Linked DNA regions of Homo sapiens: region 2 is linked to region 1. A link is an interaction called in ENCODE POLR2A ChIA-PET data of the cell type or tissue named here. Cell type or tissue: PC-9. All regions are shown on one strand. Each heading gives the region's core, and the rest is flanking DNA. Links, peaks and the distances in the headings are about the cores only.

Region 1 (9,906 bases), core at 772-8,771:
CCAGTTATGATATGAGAACATGTGGTATTTGGTTTTCTGTTCCTGCTTTAAATCACTTAAGATAATGGCCTCCAGCTCCATCTATGTTTCTGCAAAAATCATGAGCTCATTTTTTACAGCTGTGTAATATTCCATGTCGTATATGTATACCACATTTTCTTTATCCAGTCCACCACTGATAAGCATCTAGGTTGACTTCATGTCTGTGCTATCGTGAATAGTGTTGCAATGAACATACACGTGCATGTGTCTTTATGGTAGAACGATTTATATTCCTTTGGCTATATAACCAGCAGTGGAATTGCTGGGTTGAACAGTAGTTCTCTTTTAAGTTCTTTGAGAAATCTCCAGACTGCTTTCCACAGTGGCTGAACTAATTTACATTCTCACCAGCAGTGTATAAGCATTCTCTTTTCTCTCTGTAACCTTGTCAACATCTGTTATTTTTTGACTTTTTAGTAATAGCCATCAAAAATAGTTTTCAATTTAAAAAAACTAGCAATGTTCATTGTTTTCTTTGAAACATGGGAAAGTTTCATTGGATATCTTTCATATTATTGTTTCTTCTCATGTTCAGAAATGCATTTTAGATGCTTGTGATTGATTCTGCCTTTCCAGATTGGTCGGTGTTGCAATGACTATGCAGATGTCAGTGAAAGTGTGAGCGGTCTACAAGCCCTGGAACATGATGTGAAGTCATTACTTGTTTTTTGTGTCATTGTTGTTTGTTTGTTTATTTTTGAGTGGGAGTCTCGCTCTGTCACCCAGGCTGGAGTGCAGTGGCACGATCTCGGCTCACTGCAACCTCTGCCTCCCAGGTTCAAGCTATTCTCCTGCTTCAGCCCCCCAAGTAGCTGGGACTACAGGCGCCTGCCACCATACCCAGCTAATTTTTGTATTTTTAGTAGAGACGGGGTTTCACCATGTTGGCCAGGCTGGTCTTGAACTCCTGACCACAGGTGATCCACCCACCTTGGCTTCCCAAAGTGCTGGAATTACAGGCATGAGCCACCGTGCCCAGCCGCATTACTTGTTTTTGATGCTCAGCTATATTGCTTCCCGTCTGAAAGGAAAACTCCCGTTTCCTCTGTACTTTACTCTCAACACTCACCCCACTTCACTGCTGACATCAAATGTATGTTGCTGCTATTGTTGTTGTTGTTGTTTTCCCACACCAACTGTCTGGACACCAACTAGGTGTCCCACAATTCAAATAAATTCTGACACTACTCCCTGAGCTTAGCCTAAACTCCTCAGAAGAAGGGCTCAGTCCTGCAAGACTGCCCTTACTTCCTATGCCAGTTCCAAGTCGGCTGTGAGTCTGACTGACCAGCTATTAATTGGAAGTTCCCACAACCCCCACCCCTGTGCCAACTTCAGTTTTAATAATTTGCTAGAACTGGCCGGGCACGGTGTAATCCCAGCACTTTGAAAAGCCTGTAATCCCAGCACTTTGAGAAGCCAAAGTGGTGGATCACCTGAGGTCAGGAGTGCGAGAGCAGCCTAGCCAATGTGGTGAAACCCCGTCTCCACTAAAAATATAAAAATTAGCTGGGTATGGTGTGGTGCTCGCCTGTAATCCCAGCTACTTGGGAGGCTGAGGCATGAGAATTGCTTGAACCCAGGAGGCAGAGGTTGCAGTGAGCCGAGATCACGCCGCTGCACTCCAGCCTAGGCAACAGAGTGAGACTCCATCTCAAAAAAAAAAAAATTGCTACAACAGCTCGAAGAACTCAGTAAAAAGTTTACTTACTGAATTACCAGTTTACCATAAAACGATACAACTCAGGAACAGCCAGATAGAAGAGACACATAGGGCCAGGTAGGCTGGAAAGGGTGTGCAGTTTCCATTCCCTCTTCAAGCACACCACCCTCCCAACACCTCCCTGGGTTCCACAACCTGGAAGCTGTCTCTGAACCCTGTCCTTTTGGGGTTTTACTGAGGCCTCATTCTGTAGGCATGATTGATTAAGTCATTGACCATTGTGGTTAAGTCAATCTTCAATCTCTCTCTCCTACCGGATATAGGGGTTTGGGGGGCTAAAATTTCAAACCCTCTAACCACATGGTTAGTCGCCCTGGCAACCAGCCCCCATCCTGAGGCTATCCAGGAGCCCCCAGCTATCAGTCGTTCATTAGCATACACAAAGGCATTTATCACTTCAGTGATCCCAGTGATTTTAGGATTATGGATTTCTGTATTAGTTTGTTCTTGCATTGCTATAAAGAAATACCTGAGTCTTGGCAATTTATAAAGAAAAGAGATTTAGGCTGGGCTCAGTGGCTCATGCCTATAATCTTGGCACTTTAGGAGGCCGAGGTGGGTGGATTGCTTGAGCTCAGGAATTTGAGATCCTGTGCAGCATGGTGAAACCCCATCTCTACCAAAAATACAAAAATTAGATAAGCTGGGTGGCTCACATCTGTATTCCCAGCTACTTAGGAGGCTGAGGTGGGAGGATTGCTTAAGCCTGGGAGGCTGAGGCTGCAGTGAGCTGTGATCACACTCCTGCATTCCCACCTGGGTGACAGAGTGAGACCCTGTCTCCAAAAAAAAAAAAAAAAAAAAAGAGGAAGAAGAAGAAAAGAAAAGAAAAGAGTTTTTATTGCCTCACAGTTCCACAGGCTGTACAGGAAGGATGATACTGGCATCTGCTCAGTGTCTGGGGAGACCTCAGAAAACTTACAATCATGGTGGAAAGTAAAGCAGGAGCAGGCATGTATTACATGACAGGAGCAGGAGCAAAAGAGAAAGGGGAGGTACCGTACACTTTTAAACAACCAAATCTTGTAAGAACTCACTCACTATCATGAGAACAGCACCAAGGAAATGGTACTAAACCATTCATTCATGAGAAATCCGCCCCATGATCCAATCACCTCCCACCAGCCTCACCTCCAACATTGAGAATTACAATTCAACATGATATTTGGTAGGGACACAGATCCAGAGCACATCAAGCTGTGTGCCAAGGGAGTGAAAGGAAAGTGACCAAATATGTATTTCTTCTTCTTATTTTTTTTAAAAAATAGAGATGGAGTCTCATTATGTTACCCAGGCTGGTCTCGAACTCCTGGGCTCAAGCAATCCACCTGTTTTGGCCTCCCAAAGTGCTAAAATTATAGGCATGAACCCCCACGCCCCACCTTTTTCTTTTTCTTTTACACCATGCCATACTCATTAGATTACATAAGAAAGTCCAATATGGAAATAGTTAACAGTTGCTCCTCTCTTCTTCCCAAGAAAAGTATCAAAACCACATTATTGCACAGGGGAATTCTACCAAATCTTTAAAATGCAGATAATTCTAGTTATATTTAAACTCTTCTGGAGCCTAAAAAAAGAAGAAAAGCTTCCTAATTATTTTTATGAAGGGAATATAAAATACATAATGGACAAAGACTACAAAATTTACAAAAGCTAAGGCCAGGTGTGGTGGTTCATGACTGTAATACCAGCACTTTGAGAGGCCGAGGTGGGAGGATCACTTCAGCCCAGGAGTTAAAAACCAGCCCGGGCAATCTAGGCAGACCTTGTCTTTACAAAAAAATTGTTTTAATTAGCTAGGCACAGTTATGTGTGCCTGTAATCCCAGCTACTTGGAAGGCTGAGGCAGGATGCTTACATGAGTCCAGGAGTTGGAGGTTGCCATGAGCTATGATCATGCCACTCCACTCCATCCTGGACAACAGTGTGAGACTCTGTCTTAAAAAAACAAAAAAAGATACAAAGCCATAGACTAGTCTTTCAATTAATATCAATACTAAATAAATTATTAATAAGCAGAATCCAACGGCAATTTATGACTATGAAGGTTTTTTTCTCCTATGAATATATGGATGGCTCAACTCTAGAAAAATCTAATAATATTTATTGTCTATCAAATGATCATCTCCATGGATGCTAAAAAGGAATGTGACAAAATTCAACAATGATCCTAGATAATAAAACAAAGAAACTTTCAATAAAAGAAATGTTGACCATAAAGCCAAACTTCATAAAATATTTAAAGAAGTTTATTCTGAGCCAATATGAATGACCATGGCTCAGGTTACAGTTTGGTTTTAGACACTGGGGAGTGGGGAATGCTTGAGTGAAGACAAGGTGGGTTGTGGAAGCCAAGGTTCTTGTTTTGTAGATGGAGCCTCCAGGTAGCTGCCTTAGAGAGAATAGATGGTACATATCTCTTTTCAGAACATAACAGTGTCAGATTCTCATTTAATCTCTCCTAGATCTGGGAAAGACCTAAAAACAGAAGGAGATTCTTTACAGACACAAACTTCCTCATGAAAGACAGGTTTTCAGGGCCATTGCAAAATATGTTAAGAAAATATATTTTGGGGTAAAATATTTTTATTGCCTTCAGGATCTGCTATCTGTTATGTGATGGTATATCAGAGTTGGGTTGGAATTTGCTATTTTATTGCCAAAGCATCTGTTTTATCAGACTTATGCTCTGTATTTTAACAGTAATGCTGGTCAGTTAAGCCCAAACTCCGAAAGAAAAGGGGGTATAATGAGGCATGTCCAACTTCTCTTCCCCTTCATAGCCTGAAATTTAGTTTAGTTTGTGGTTGTTGTTCTGAGACAAGGTCTCACTCTGTCACCCAGGCTGGAGTGCAGTGGTGATCATGGCTCACTTCAGCCTTGAACTCCTGGGCTCTAGTGATCCTCCAGCCTCAGCCTCTGGAGTAGCTGGGACTACAGGCATGTGCCACCACACCCAGCTAATTTTTTAAATTTTTTGTAGAGATGGAGTCTTGCTCCGTAGTCCAGGCTGGTCTCAAACTCCTGGCCTCAAGCTATCCTTCCACTTTGGCCTCCCAAAGTGTTGGGACTACAGGTGTGAGCCACCCTGCCCAGACAAATATCTAAATTATTTGACAAAAAATTTTATTACTATACAACCACAAAAATTCTAGAAGATCTGAGGACATAATTTTTTTGTAACCTTGGAGAAACAAAAACTTTCCACTAAAAACTTATAGAACATTTAACTATATGATAGAGTAAATTTCCTGAAGACTATAAAATACCAAATTGATTTAAGAAGAGCTAGAATCTGACTAGAGCAATAATCATTAAATAATTGAAAAGGCACTCAGCACTTACGGGGGCCAGCCTACAAGACGTTCTCAAATAAACTTTTGCCTCCTACTATCAGGCCCTCTCTGAATCAGGGCTAAATCAGAGATGGCCCAGTGACCAATAGAATAAGAAAAAAAGTGACAGTGTGTGACTTCCAAGAATAGGTCATTAAAAGACATTGTGTCTTTTATCATGCTCTTTTTAACTGCTTACTCTAGGGCAAGCTTGTTCAACCTGCAGCCTATGGGTGCATGTGGCCCAGAATGGCTTTGAATATGGCCAACACAAATTCATAAACTTTCTTAAAAAATTAAGAGTTTTTTTTTTTTTTTTTAGCTCATCAGTTATCGTTAGTGCTAGTGTATTTTATGTGTTGCCTAAGACAATTCTCCTTCTTCCAGTGTGGCCCAGGGAAGTCAAAAGATGGCTTCCCTGCAGTCTAGGGGAAGCCAGGCACCATGCTATGAGGACACTCAAGCAGTCCTTTGGAGAGACCCATGAGAAAAGGAACAGAGGTTCCTGGCCAATAGCCAGCACTGACTTGGCAGTCATGTTAGTGAGACATTTTGATCCATCAGCCCCAATAAAGCTTTGTGATCACTGTGGACCCAGCCAACATCTAAGTGCAACCTCATGAGAAACCTTAAGCCAGAACCACATAACTGAGCTGCTCCCAAATTCCTGACTCACAGAATCAATGAGATAATGAATGGTTATTGTTGTTTTAGGCCATTGAGTTTTGGGATAATTTCTAACACAGCAATAGATAAACAATACAGAACTCTACCTCTAAAAAAGGCACTAAACCAATATAGCTTTAATAAACTTCTTTTGGGCCTTCAAGAAATTGACCATATTTATGCTACTTAAACCCTTCTTGGGCCAAAAAAAAAAAAAAAGTATTTCTAATGCATTCTGTGAAATAAACATAACTCTGATATCAAAACCAGACCAGGTATAGTATCCAGACAAATAACCAAATGGACAGATAGCCAGAAACCTAGAGAGATAAGCAATCAAACATTTAAGCTATCTCAGCTATGACCATATGTACAGGTATCTTAATTAAAATATTTGTAAAGTTGATCCAGCAGTGTATTAAGATAACAAAACATTATAATTAGAGTTTGATTGAATTAGTTCATCACTCAAAAAATGTATCATTGTAATTCACTACATTAGCATATCAATAAAGTTTATAATAATATCAATAGACAGTAAAAAAAAATCACTTGATAAAATTCAGCAGCAATTACATTGACCACATCTTAGTAAACTAAGATTAGAAATAAACCTGGAAAAGGGTGAAAGCTGAAACTCAATAAGTCCAACGCATAATGTAAATCATTCAAAGAATTCCTATTTAAATTAGAAGAAAATCAAATATTTCCTCTAACAACACTATTATTGAAAAATTGTACTTGAAATTTTACCCAATTTAATTAACTCAGAAAAAGGGAAATATTAAGAAGGAAGAAACAAAACTGACTTTGAGAGTATAGAGTTGAAACTATAGCACTAAGTCTACAGGTAAAATTAATCAAAAAAAGCAAAAGAGAGAGAGGTTAAGGGAGTTTAATATGGTGTCTCAATAAAAGGTCAATGTACAAAAATTAAAGAAATAATAAATTTGGAAATAACATACAAAAAGTCTCATTTACAACAGCAGAAAAGTATAAAACACTTAGGAATAGAGATAACAATAAGTGGGTACACTTGTACTAAGAAAACTAGAGTGGCTGGGTGCAGTGGCTAACGCCTGTAATCTCAATACTTTGGGAGGCCAAGACAGGAGGACTGCTTATGGTTAGAAGTTTAAGACCAGCTTGGGCAACAAAGCAAGACCCTGTCTCTACAAAAAATAAAAATAAATTTTAAAAAATTAAGAAAGGAAAACTAGAAAACTGTTTTCAAAGATACAAAAGACATGAGTAAATTAAGAGAGACAAAAGTTTCTGGAATGGACAAATAAACTATGCAAAGACTTTAAGTCTTTCAAATTACGGTATAAATTCAATATAATTCCAAACAAAATCTTACCAATTTTTGAAATGACAAGCCAACTTGAAAGTTTACATGAAGGCAAGGAGATTCCGGGCCAAGGTCGCGGCAGTAGTCGGCAAGCGTTTGATTCTCTGGCATTGGATCGCGAGCGGTGTCTGCTTGTTCCGCAGAGGGCTCCCAGGACAGATTTGTCCATTAGTTTAACTTCATTTTCAAATGCTCCATTTTGCATGCTCAATTTTGAAACTAGCCCGTGTGTTTGGCAGAATTTGACTGAATTCAGGGGTGAGAGTTTGATCCAGTCCAGTGTATTTGAATTTGAGCATGCAGTTCAACCAGTGTTTACAATGGAATTTCTGAAGACTTGTGTACTTAGAAGAAATGCGTGTACTGTGGTTTGCTTCTGGAGAAGCAAAGTTGTCCAAAGGCCTTCCATTAGAAGGATTAGTACTACCTCTCCAAGGAGCACTGTCATGCCTGCTTGGGTGATAGATAAGTATGGGAAGAATGAAGTGCTTCGATTGACTCAGAACGTGATGATACCTATCATACGCTAGCCAAATGAAGTCACTGTAAAAGTTCACCCTGCCAGTGTAAATCCTATAGACGTCAATATGAGAAGTGGTTATGGAGCTACAGCTTTAAATATGAAGCGTAATCCTTTACACATGAAAATCAAAGGAGAAGAATTTCCTCTGACTCTGATTCGGGATGTCTCTGGAATGGTGATGGAATGTGGGCTGGATGTGAAGTACTTCAAGCCTTGAGATAAGGTCTGGGCTGCAGTTCCTCCTTGGAAACAAGGCACTCTTTCAGAGTTTGTTGTAGTCAGTGGAAATGAGGTCTCTCACAAACCCAAATCACTCACTCATATATCAAGCTGCCTCTTCGCCATATGTGGCTCTCACAGCCTCATCTGCCATAAACAAAGTTGGTGACCTGAATGACAAGAATTGCACAGGAAGACGTGTTCTAATCTTAGGCGCTTCAAGCGGAGTTGGTAGTTTTGCTATACAGGTAATGAAAGCATGGGATGCTCGTGTGACAGCAATTTGCGCTCAAGATGCCAGTGAGCTTATAAAGAAGCTTGGGGCAGATGATGTAATTGATTACAAATTTGGAAGTGTGGAAGAGCAGTTGAAATCCTTAAAACCGTTTGATTTCATCCTTGGTAATGTTGGCGGATCCACTGAAACATGGGCTCAGATTTTCTCAAGAAATGGTCAGGAGCCACCTATGTGACTTTGGTGAGTCCTTTCCTCCTGAACATGGACTGATTGGGCATAGCAGATGGCATGTTACAGGCAGGAGTCACCATAGTCTCGAAGGCATTAAAGCATTTCTGGAAAGGAGTCCATTATCGCTGGGCGTTTTTTGTGGCCAGTGGTCCACGTTTAGGTGACATTGCAGAACTGGTGGATGTGGGAAAAATTGGGCCAGTTATTGAACAAACCTTTCCTTTTTCTAAAGTTCCAGAAGCCTTCCTTAAGGTGGAAAGAGGACACATATGAGGAAAGACTGTAATTAATGTTGTTTAAATAAAAATGCGGTTTAGTGATTAAAAAAAAGAAAGTTTATATGAAAGAGAAATTGGTTGGTAAAAGCTGCCTATTTTTGGAAATTAAAAAAAGTAGAGAAGGGAACCTTGTCCTACCAGATAATAAAACACGCTATAAAGCTATAGTAATTAAAACAGTGTGGTATCAGTGCAGAAGAACAGTATCGACAAATAGTATCAATGTAACAGTAAGTTCAGAATAGACATTGTTTGAATCATAATCCTGTTTATAATACAGGAAACATTTCAAATAAGCAAAAACTGAACTATAAAATAAATGGTGTTGAAATCATTGGAGATTCATCCAGAAAGAAAACTATACTAACATCCTTGCCTCAAAGTATGCTATAAATGTTAAAAACAGAAGAACTGTGAAGAAAATATAGGGAATACTGTATATTCATAATCTTGGGTGAGGAAGACCAAGAAAAAGATATGCACTTGACCACATAAAAATTTAAAAATTTGATACTAAGAAAGAGATCATAAATGATTTTTTTTTTGAGATAGGGTCTTGCTCTGTCACCCAGGCTGGAGTAGCACAATCGTGGCTCACTGCAGCCTGGACCTCCCAGGCTCAAGCAATCCTTCCACCTCAGCCTCCCAAGTAACTGGAACTACAGGCATGCACCAACATGCCCAGCTTATTAGTGTACTTTTTGTACAGACAGGGTCTCACTTTTTTGCCCAGGCTGGTCTCAAACTCTTGAGCTCAAGTGATCCTTCACACATAGTCTCCCAAAGTGCTAGGATTATAGGCATGAGCCACCATGCCCAGCCCATAAATAAAATTAGTAGACAAATGACATGCTAGGAAGAAAAGAATTTGCAACATATTTTACAGACAAATATTAATATTCCTATTATACAAAAAGTTTCTATAAATCAAAAATAAATATTTACCATCCTAGTTTAAAATATGGACAAAAGGGTGCTCATTTTGGTAATATACATACTAAAATTGGAATGATACAGAGAAGATTAACATGGCCCTGCACAAAAATGACTACAAATGCATGAAGTGTTCCATATTTTTTCATTTATTTCTAAAAATCTAAAGACCATAAATTGCTTAAATCTTTAAAATTGAGCCAGAGGTAATTATATATCATATTATTATATATTATATTATATTATACATATATATATTTGAGATGGAATCACGCTCTGTTGCCCGGGCTACAGTGCAATGGCGCAATCTTGGCTCACTGCAAACTTCGCCTCCCTGATTCAAGCAATTCTCCTGCTTCAGCCT
Region 2 (9,906 bases), core at 839-8,838, 180 kb after region 1:
TTTTTTTTTTGAGACATTGAGACAAGGTCTCTTTGTCACTCAGGCTGGAGTGCAGTGGCATAATCATGGTTCACTGCAGCCTCGACTTCCTGTGCTCAAGTGATCTTCCTGCTTCAGCCTCCCAAGTAGCTGGGACGACAGGCAGGTACTACTATTCCCGGCTGGGTTTTTTTGTTTTTTGTTTTTTTTTTGTTTTTGAGACGGAGTCTTGCTCTTTTGCCCAGGCTGCAGTACAGTGGCATGATCTTGGCTCACTTCAACCTCTGCCTCTTGGGTTCAAGCGATTCTCCTGCCTCAGCCCCCCAAGTAGCTGGGATTACATGCACCTGCCACCACGCCTGGCTAAATTTTTGTATTTTTAGTAGAGAAGGTGTTTTGCCATGTTGGCCAGGCTGGTCTCAAACTCCTGACCTCAAGTGATCCACCTGCCTTAGCCTCCCAAAGTGCTGGGATTACAAGGGTGAACCACCACACCCAGCCCATGCCCAGCTAATCAAAAACAAATTTTTTTTTGGTAGAGATGGAGTCTAACTATGTTGCCAAGGCTGGTCTCAAATTCTTGGGCTCAAATGATCCTCCTGCCTCAGTCTTCCAAAGTGCTGAGATTACAAGCATGAGCCACCACACCTGGCTGCCATTTTTATTTTAACATTAAATGTATACATATACTACCCAAGGCTGGAAGACATAGGGACACCAAGATGACAGTTAGTGTGTGCTTTGTATATGTAGGTATGCCTCAGAGATATTATGGGTTTGGGTCCAGACTACTGCAATAAAGCAGATATCACAATAACGTGAGTCACAAGAATATTTTTGTTTCCTTGTGCACATAAAATTGTGTTATTCTACACTGTAGTCTATTAAGTGTGCAATAGCATTATGTCTTAAGAAAGCAATGTATATACCTTAATTTAAAAAATGGTTTATTGCTGAAAAATTTTCATGATCATCTGAGCCTTCAATGACTTCCGTAATCTTTTTGTGGGTAGAGTCTTGCCTTGATGTTGATGGTTGCTGACTAATCAGGGTGGTGGTTGCCAAAGGATGGGGTAGGTGTGGCAATTCTTAAAATAAGGCAGCAATGAAGTTCTCTGCATCAATTGACTCTCCCTTTTATGAAAGATCTCTCCATAGAATGGAATGCTGTTTGATAGCATTTTATCCACCATAGAAGTTCTTTCAAAATTGGAGACAATCCTCTCAAACCTGCTACTGCTTTCTGCTTTATCAACTAAGTTGATGTTATCTTCTAAATCTTCTGTTGTCATTTCAACATTGTACATGGCATCGTCACCAGGACTAGATACCCTCTCCAGAAAGCACTTTCTTTGCTCATCCATAAGAAGCAACTCCTTGTCCATTCAGGTTTTACCTTGAGATGGCAGCATTCAGTCACATCTTCAGACTCTACTTTTGATTCTAATTTTATTGCTATTTCCACCTCATCTGCTGTGACTTTCTCCAGTGAAGTCTTGAACCTCTGCAAGTCATCCATGAGGGTTGGAACCAACTTATTCCAAACTCCTGCTCATGTTGGTATTTTGACCTCTTCCCATGAATCACAAATATTCTTAGTGGCAACCAGAATGGTAAATTCTTTCCAGAATGTTTTCAATATACATTGCCCAGATTCATCAGAGGAATCCTTACGTGTGGCAGTTATAGCCTTAAGAAACGTTTTTCTTAAGAATAAGTCTTTAAAGTTGAAACTACTCCTTGATCCATGTGCTACAGAATGGATATTATGTTAGCAAGCATGAAACAACATTAATCTCTTAGTACATCTCCATCAGAACTCTTGGGTGATCAGAGGCATTGTTAATGAGCAGAAATATTTTGAAAGAAACCTTTTTTTCTGAGCAATAGGTCTTAAAGGGTGGGCTTGACCAGGCATGGTGGCTCATACTTGTAACCCAATTATTTCAGGAGGCTGAGGCGAGAGGATCACTTGAGCTCGGGAGTTCAAGATCAGCCTGGACAACATAGGGAGACCCCATCTCTACAAAAAACTAAAAAGTAATAAAAATTTTTTAAATTAAAAAAAGAGTGGGCTTAAAATATTCAGTAAAAGATGCTATAAACAGATGTGCTGTCACGCAGGCTCTGTTGTTTCATTTAGAGCACACAGGTAGAGTAGATTTAGCATCATTCTGAAGGACCCTAGGATTTTTTGAATGTTCAATGAGCATTGGCTTCAACTTCAAATCCCCAGCAGCATTATCCCCTAACAAGAGAGCCCATCCTTTAAAACCTGGAAACCAGGCATTAACTTCTCTCCAGCTATGGAAGTTCTAGGTGGCATGTTCTTCCAATAGAAGGCTGTTTCATCAGCATTGAAAACCTGTTGTTTAAAGCAGCCACCTTCATCAATGATCTTAGCTAGATCTTTTGGATAACTTGCTGCAGCTTCTGCTTTTGGAGAAAGTGCTTCACCTTGCACTTTGATGTTATAGAGATGGCTTCTTTCCTTAAACCTCATGAACCAACCTTTGCTGGCTTCAAACCTTTCTTCTGCAGCTTCCTCACCTCTCCCAGCCTTCATGGAATGGAAGAGAGTTAGGGCCTTGCTCTGAATTAGGCTTTGGCTTAAGGGAGTGTTGTGGCAGGTTTGAAATTTTATCCTACCACTAAAACTTTCTCCATATCAGCAAGAAGGCTGTTTTGCTTTCTTATCATTTGTGTGTTCACTGGAGTAGCACTTTTAATTTCCTTCCAGAACTTTTTCTTTGCATTCACAACTTCACCGACCCGTGCAAGAGGCCTAGCTTTTGGCCTATCTCAGCTTTAGACATGCCTTCCTCACTAAGCTTAATCATTTCCACCTTTTGTTTAAAGTGAAAGACAAGTAACTATTCCTTTCAGTTGAAAACTTGGAGGCCTTTGTAGGGTCATTAATTGACCTAACTTCAACACTGCTGTGTCTCAGAATAGGAGACCCAAGATCAGGGAGAGAGACAGGGAAACAGCCAGTCGGCAGAACAGTCAGAACACATATGACATTTATAAATTAAGTTCACTATCTTCTACGGGCATGGATCATGGCACCCCAAAACAATTACAATAGTTACATCAAAAATCATTGATCAAAGTCTGGACATAGTGGCTCATACCTGTAATCCCAGCACTTTGGGAGGCTGAGGCAAGAGGATTACCTAAGCCCAGGAGTTCAAGATCAGCCTGGGCAATAAGGTGAGACCCCATCTCTACAAAAACAGCTAAAAAATTAGCCGGGCATGTTGATGTGCACCTGTGGTCCTAGCTATTCGGGAGGCTGAGGGGAGGCTCTCCTGAGCCCAGGAAGTCAAGGCTGCAATGAGCTGTGTTCATGTCACTACACTCCAGCCTGGATGACAGAGTAAGACCTTGTCTCAAAAATAAATAAATAAATAAATACATAAATAAATAACTGATCACAGATCTCCATGTATATATAATAATAATGAAAAAGTTAAAAATACTGTGCGAATCACCAAAATGTGACACAGAGACACGAAGTGAGCACGTGCTGTTGAAAATGGAACTGGTAGGCTTGCTTAACACAGAGCTACCACAAACTTTCCTTGTTTTTGTTTTTTGTTTTTTGTTTTTTTGAGATGGAGTTTTGCTCTTGTTGCCCAGGCTGGAGTGCAATTGCACAATCTCAGCTCACCACAACCTCCACCTCCCGGGTTCAATCAGTTCTCCTACCTCACCCTCCTGAGTAGCTGAGATTACAGGTATGCACCACCAAGCCCAGCTAATTTTGTATTTTTAGTAGAGACGGAGTTTCTCCATGCTAGGCAGGCTGGTCTTGAACTCCCGACCTCAGGTGATCCACCCGCCTTGGCCTCCCAAACTGCTGGGATTACAGGCGTGAGCCACCGTGCCCAGCCAAACCTTCCATGTTTTAAAAATGCAGTATCTGAGAAGTGCAATAAAGTGAAAAACAGTAAAACAAGGTATGCCTGTGTGTGAATGAAGAAATGGATAAAAGAATGAACCTAGACTGTACTACCAGGTACAATACCAACTCTGGTATTTAAACCATAGGGGAGCATCCCAAACCATGCCAGATAAATGAGTCATGCTCTATCAACAACAGTAAGAGTCTTTAGACTTGCTCCAGAATTGTAAGTCTACAGTGGCACTCCCTCACTTGGGCCTGTGCTGATCCTTCCTTTGGCTTTGTCTTTGCAGTTACTGACTCTCAGGCTCTGTGTCCACCTCTTTCACAGCTATGAATGGGGAAACTATCCAAGGCTGATTCTCCACTTGCTTGTGAGGTGTTCAATTTGCTTTATTTGACCATTTTTTTCTCCTAGTAAGAAGCAAGAAAATCCACCATAAGCTCTGAGGAACAATCACACCAGACTGAGCATTTTTATTTCTTGAGCCTTTGCCTAAGAAAGAGTGTGGATCATACTTTCTAATACAGTCAGGATGGAATATCAAAATGTGAGTATATCATGTCCAAGCAGCAGGTGGGGGCCCCATAAGAGAGGTGCTGGTTTAAAAGTCTTTCCCTCATGATTTTCAGATTTTCCTAATTGGGGCTACAAGTTCATATTCAGATGTTGTGTTTCTTCTGATTTTGGAATCTGTAAACCTTCCCCCTCTCCCTACGGAAGCCCTAGTTTTTGCAACAGCTCTCCATCTGCACATGCATCTCATTGTGGGGTGCAAAGGGCTGGTGGCGAGATTTTCCAGTGTGCCTGGCTAACCTGTCATAACTAAAATTTATGGAGCAAAATAGAAATGTAGGTGGTTGCTGTGTTGTCACAATGACCGTGAATTGAGTTTGGGGACTGTATGAAAATAGAGGAATATTCTTGGTTTGATGGAAATGTATAGTGTATTTTCCGGCAATTTCTCAAATTCAGTTATTCAAATCTCACATCTATTTAAGCCGGTCTATGGATCCTGTGTAGGGGATCAAATTACACAGATTGAATTCTTGACAAAATTTCTGGAAACAGGACCCTTTCAGGTTTATCAAATTCTACGTGGGTCTGTGTCTTTCATTGTCCTTGACTATTTTGCAAATCTGTAGAAATTGAAGTTAAGTGGTGGAAGGTTGGTGGTGATGTACATGATTCCTGTTCTTAGAAATAAGAATGACTTTTGTCCAATGAAGGTGTATTGATTTCCACTCTATGGAAGAGGCTAGTTTTGCATCTATAGGCAAAATTAATTCAATATTTCTGATTGCCTATATATGTGTTTTGTCCTTGAATTCTCCTTTCAACCAATTTTTACTTCTTACTGGTTTCCTTATTAAATAATAAGTGAAATAGACTGGGCGCGGTGGCTCACGCCTGTAATCCCAGCACTTTGGGAGGCCGAGGCAGGCAGATCACGAGGTCAGGAGATCGAGACCATCCTGGCTAACATGGTGAAACCCCGTCTCTACTAAAAATAGAAAAAATTAGCTGGGCGTGGTGGTGGGCACCTGTAGTCCCAGCTACTTGGGAGGCTGAGGCAAGAGAATGGCGTGAACCCGGGAGGGAGAACTTGCTGTGAGCCGAGATTGTGCCACTGCACTCCAGCCTGGGCGACAGAACGAGACTCCGTCTCAAAAAAAATAAATAAGTAAAAATAAATAAATAATAAGTGAAACAAGATTTTTGGCATTGTGTAATTGCATGGGTTTTTTAAAAATTACTCTTCAACATCCTGATTCTCCAGCAACTTATTCATTCCCAGAAGTGAGGGTGGCATTGAATGAGAGAAGAATCCTGTGTTTCTGACTCATCATTTACCCAGAAGAGAGTGAGCTGACAGAGCTATGTGAAAGGACAAGATAATGTTTACCCTTATTCCTGGACACCGAGGCTCTAAATTCGAATTTCTTTCAGTATACAGTTATAACATTACGTTTGCACAGCCACATGTGAAGATGTTGTGGTGCTCCTTTTTTTAATCTTACATTTTTAACTAATTTACTTACATAACCAAAAATGAGAAGAACAGGGAAGAATCCTGGTCTTAGAGAAGCAAGATGGAAAATTAAACGCGAGGGGATCTCTCTGTCTCTCCCTCTACCACTTATTTCTTAACCTGTTTGCACGTTAATTTCCTTCTCCCAGACTGGCTTCTCCACAAGCTGTAGACCTGCTGCTAGCATCTCAACATCTCTTAACTTATATCCTCTGTGGAAAAAACCAAGAACACCATTAGCATAAGCCTTTCAGTAATGCCGGCGTGAAAAGGAGCGTTCTAACTTGGGAAGGAGGGTGGAATTTTTTATAGGGCTTCAGCAGGCAGGGTCAGCTCAAGTTCACTTTGTTTTAAGAACAAAGATGGTTCCTAGAAAAGGAAGGAATTTTCTTTAGCAATTAGCGGTCACTGTTTGGACAACTTGGATTTTACCAAGAGGAGTGGGAGGAACAGTCCGGTCATGTGTGAGCGGCGGGGGTGGGGAGGAACAGCTACAGTGGACAAGGACATGGAGGCCTACAGTGGAAAATTTTCATTTCTTCAGAGTCTCTTACATCTTACAGTCTCAGGACCTTTGAGAGCCTTCTCCCCACTTCAGTCAATCTGACTTGCTTATCCCTGGACCACTCACTGTGGTCAAGGAGGCAGAGTCAAAGAAGAGACTGTTTCTGGTCAGACCTGAAAGCTAGAACAGGGGGAGGAGCCACTCTTTAAAAAGAGGGAGCAGCGGGCTGGGCGCGGTGGCTCACGCCTGTAATCCCAGCACTTTGGGAGGCCGAGGCGGGAGGATCACAAGGTCAGGAGATCGAGACCATTCTGGCTAACACGGTGAAACCCCGTCTCTACTAAAAATACAAAAAATTCTCCGGGCGTGGTGGCAGGCCCTGTAGTCCCAGCTACTCCGGAGGCTGAGGCAGGAGAATGGTGTGAACCCGGGAGGCGGAGCTTGCAGTGAGCCGAGATCGCGCCACTGCACTCCAGCCTGGGCGACAGAGTGAGACTCAGTCTCAAAAAAAAAAAAAAAGGGAGCAGCCCAGACTTGGCTGATGAGGGCATCGCAGTAACAGGGCAGCCCTCGCCTTCCTCCCCATTTGTGTCTACGAAACCCTTCTTTTCCTCCTTCCAGGTGAAAGGCTCAGTGCTGCCTGTCGGGAGCACTGCTTCGAGGAGACCGATCCAGAGAACTTTCAGCCTAGGGAGTACGGCGCGCAAACCCAGCTGAGGTGAAAGTCTCATTGGGGAGCAGCTCCCAGCACAAACTGCTGAAAGGCTGGCCGCAGCCCTGCTGCCCAGATTTCTTCTTCAGCACTCTCTAACTCCCTAGAGCTTTTAAAATGTCCCCTGTGGTCACTCTGTATACCAGGGAAGACAAACGGGTTTGGCTTCATGCCTGCATTGGCAGTGCTGGGTGCCTCTTCATCCTTCTCTCTCTCCTCTTTTTGGCAGAAAAACCCTTTTCAAATATCCAAGCCCCTTCTTCTCTATAAAAAATAAGACAGATGTGAGCTATGAACATCGTTACTGGTGAAAAAATTAAGATTTAGGAAAGGAAATATCTGTCCTCATCATTTTGCCAGAAGAGCAGAGTAGTTACAGTCATGGACTTTAACTCAAAATCCACAGAATTTGAGTCCTGGCTTCCCACTTACTGATTCCGTGACCTTGGGCAAATACTTAACCTCAGTAAGCCCCAGCTTCTTATTTAGGAAATGGGGAATAACATGTACCTCAAAATTTAGGGGAATAATGCATGTAAAGAATATGCCATTGTGTCTGACATATATTAAAATCCAAAATTACAGTAATTTTTGTGATTATAAAAATGATGGTGATAACATGAAAGTAACTAATTAAATAAAATTATGTATATTAAAAATATAAAAATATGATTTTACCACCATCACCACTCCCAATATTAGCATTTTTAAAATAGAATTTTACAATTAAGACCTCAGATGATCTCACGTGGTGGTCAAGCTGTCACTTCTCTAAAGTGGCCTCAATTGCTCCAGGGCCAGAAAGTAGGAAAATTGGAACACAGGAGCGCTGGGCATGACGTCTCATGCCTGTGATCCCAGCAATTTGGGAGGCTGAGGTGGGCAGATCACTTGAGGTCAGGAGTTCAAGACCAGCCTGGCTAACACGGTGAAACCCTGTCTCTACTAAAAATACAAAAATTAGCCAGGGCGTGGTGGCAGGTGCCTGTAATCCCAGCTACTTGGGAGGCTGAAGAAGGAGAATTGCTTGAACCTGGGAGGCAGAGGTTGCAGTGAGCTGAGATGGCACCACTGCACTCCAGCCTGGGCAACAGAGTGAGACTCTGTCAAAAAGAAAGATGAAAGAAAGAAGAAAGAAAAGAAAAGAAAGAAAGAAAGAAGAAGGAAAGAACAGAAAGAAAGAAAGAAAAAGAAAAGAAAGAAAGAAAAAGAAAGAAAGAAAAAAGAAAGAAAGAAAGAAAGAAAGAAAGAAAGAAAGAAAGAAAGAAAGAAAGAAAGAAAGAAAGGGAGGGAGGGAGGGAGGGAGGGAGGGAGGGAAGGAGGGAGGGAGGAAGGAAGGAAGGAAGAAAGAGAGAAAAAAAGAAACACAGGAAACCTCTGCCCTGAAGAATGGGGTACGTAGACCAGGGACCAGGTCCCCTCATTTCAGTGTTACCTCCAGGCTCTGTGTGTGTGTGTGTGTGTGTGTGTGTGTGTGTGTGTGTGTGTGTGTGAAGGCAGGGGTGGGGTGAGCATGTGTGCACGTGGGGATGTGTATGTGTGTGCATCCATGTGCATCTTTGTGCCTGGATCTGTGTATGTTCATGGGATGTGATGATTAAACAGTATGTGACATCAGAAATTATCAACATTGACACTGATTACAGATGCTGGAAAATTAGCAATGTAGAAAGGGGAAATGAAATTTGGCTTAGCTGTGAAAAAGTAATACTAATTACAGTCATTTACATGAGCCCCTCACCATTTATGCTTAATTACCATGCAGCACAATCATAATCATGTGTATCATTAAATACGTGCCCAGTTAACTTTCATGTACGTTGTCTTGATTAGAATGATGGGCTCTGCTCTACTTAGACGTTCTGCTCAGACTTTATAGTACGTGGAGTGTGCAGCTTGGACACTCATTCACGGAGACATTGCTTAAAGTCCCTGCTACTTCAGGGGCTATCAAGAGGGACCTGACTCCCCAGATTCCAGAACTGCTTGCCAGGCTGTATTGACAGGTACTGTAGTTTGAGAAAGCCCTCTCAACCGCATCCCAATGCAGGGAAGAAGAAAGTATTGGACTCTCTCCCTTTTCTTCCTCTCCCATCCCCACAGGATATCAGAGGGCCCAGGGAGCTCACCTCCCACAGCTAAGGGGACATACATAGCTAAAAGGACAGGACACATCTGTACACAATCACTGTCCCCTCCCCCAACCCCCCACACACATCATAAGATAGTATCAGAGAGATACAGAGAGAAATAGAAAGACATGCAAGCCAAGAGACATGGAGAGAGCAAAAAAGAGATGTAAGAGGCACCAAGAGAGGCAGACAGAAGCAGAGACAAGTAGAGAGGCACGCGGACAGAGAGAGAGATATAAAAAGTGGGAGATATGAGAGTGATCTGGCTGTGACATCTGTCACCCCATTGACTGCCAGGGTTGAATTGGCTGATCTGGCAGTCTGGGTGGGTGTCCCCTTCCTCCCTCATGGCTCCATGTGTGTCTCTCCTGAAGCTGTGCGCTCCCTGGAAGAGGACGACCATCCCTGATAGACCGGTCTTCCGTCAAGGCCAAGAGTAACTGCGCTCCCCTGCTAGAACCTCCAAACAAGCTCCCCAAAAGTGGGATAGAGACACAGCCACAGAGGGAGCCAGTTTAGACGCCTTGACAGGCCTGGTTGTTTTTCTCTGATGCTCCATTAGATAAAATAATTCCCACAAGCCAACCCAGTGAATTGTAGGGTCCCTCCTTATCCTGAATACTGAGGAAAAAGAAAGA

Evidence for each region. ChIA-PET counts read pairs that join two places held together with the same protein. Peaks named below come from ENCODE experiments on the same cell type or tissue, not always from the same donor. Only the 100,000 strongest peaks of a DNase experiment are listed, where the experiment ranks them.
Region 2: POLR2A ChIA-PET joins it to region 1 with 7 read pairs; 4 of 35 experiments call an interaction of 5 or more read pairs at or near these places.

Annotation. Positions count from the first base shown.
Region 1 is chr12:76,129,985-76,139,890 of GRCh38, forward strand. It overlaps the pseudogene RTN4IP1P1 and the pseudogene RNU6-1271P. Among named protein-coding and RNA genes, the nearest start is that of NAP1L1, 50 kb to the left of the region's middle. In PC-9, for the core only: no CTCF peak of the experiment used is centred there; no DNase peak of the experiment used is centred there.
Region 2 is chr12:76,306,236-76,316,141 of GRCh38, forward strand. It overlaps the pseudogene RN7SKP172. Among named protein-coding and RNA genes, the nearest start is that of BBS10, 37 kb to the right of the region's middle. In PC-9, for the core only: no CTCF peak of the experiment used is centred there; DNase peaks (open chromatin) are centred at 1,146 and 4,066.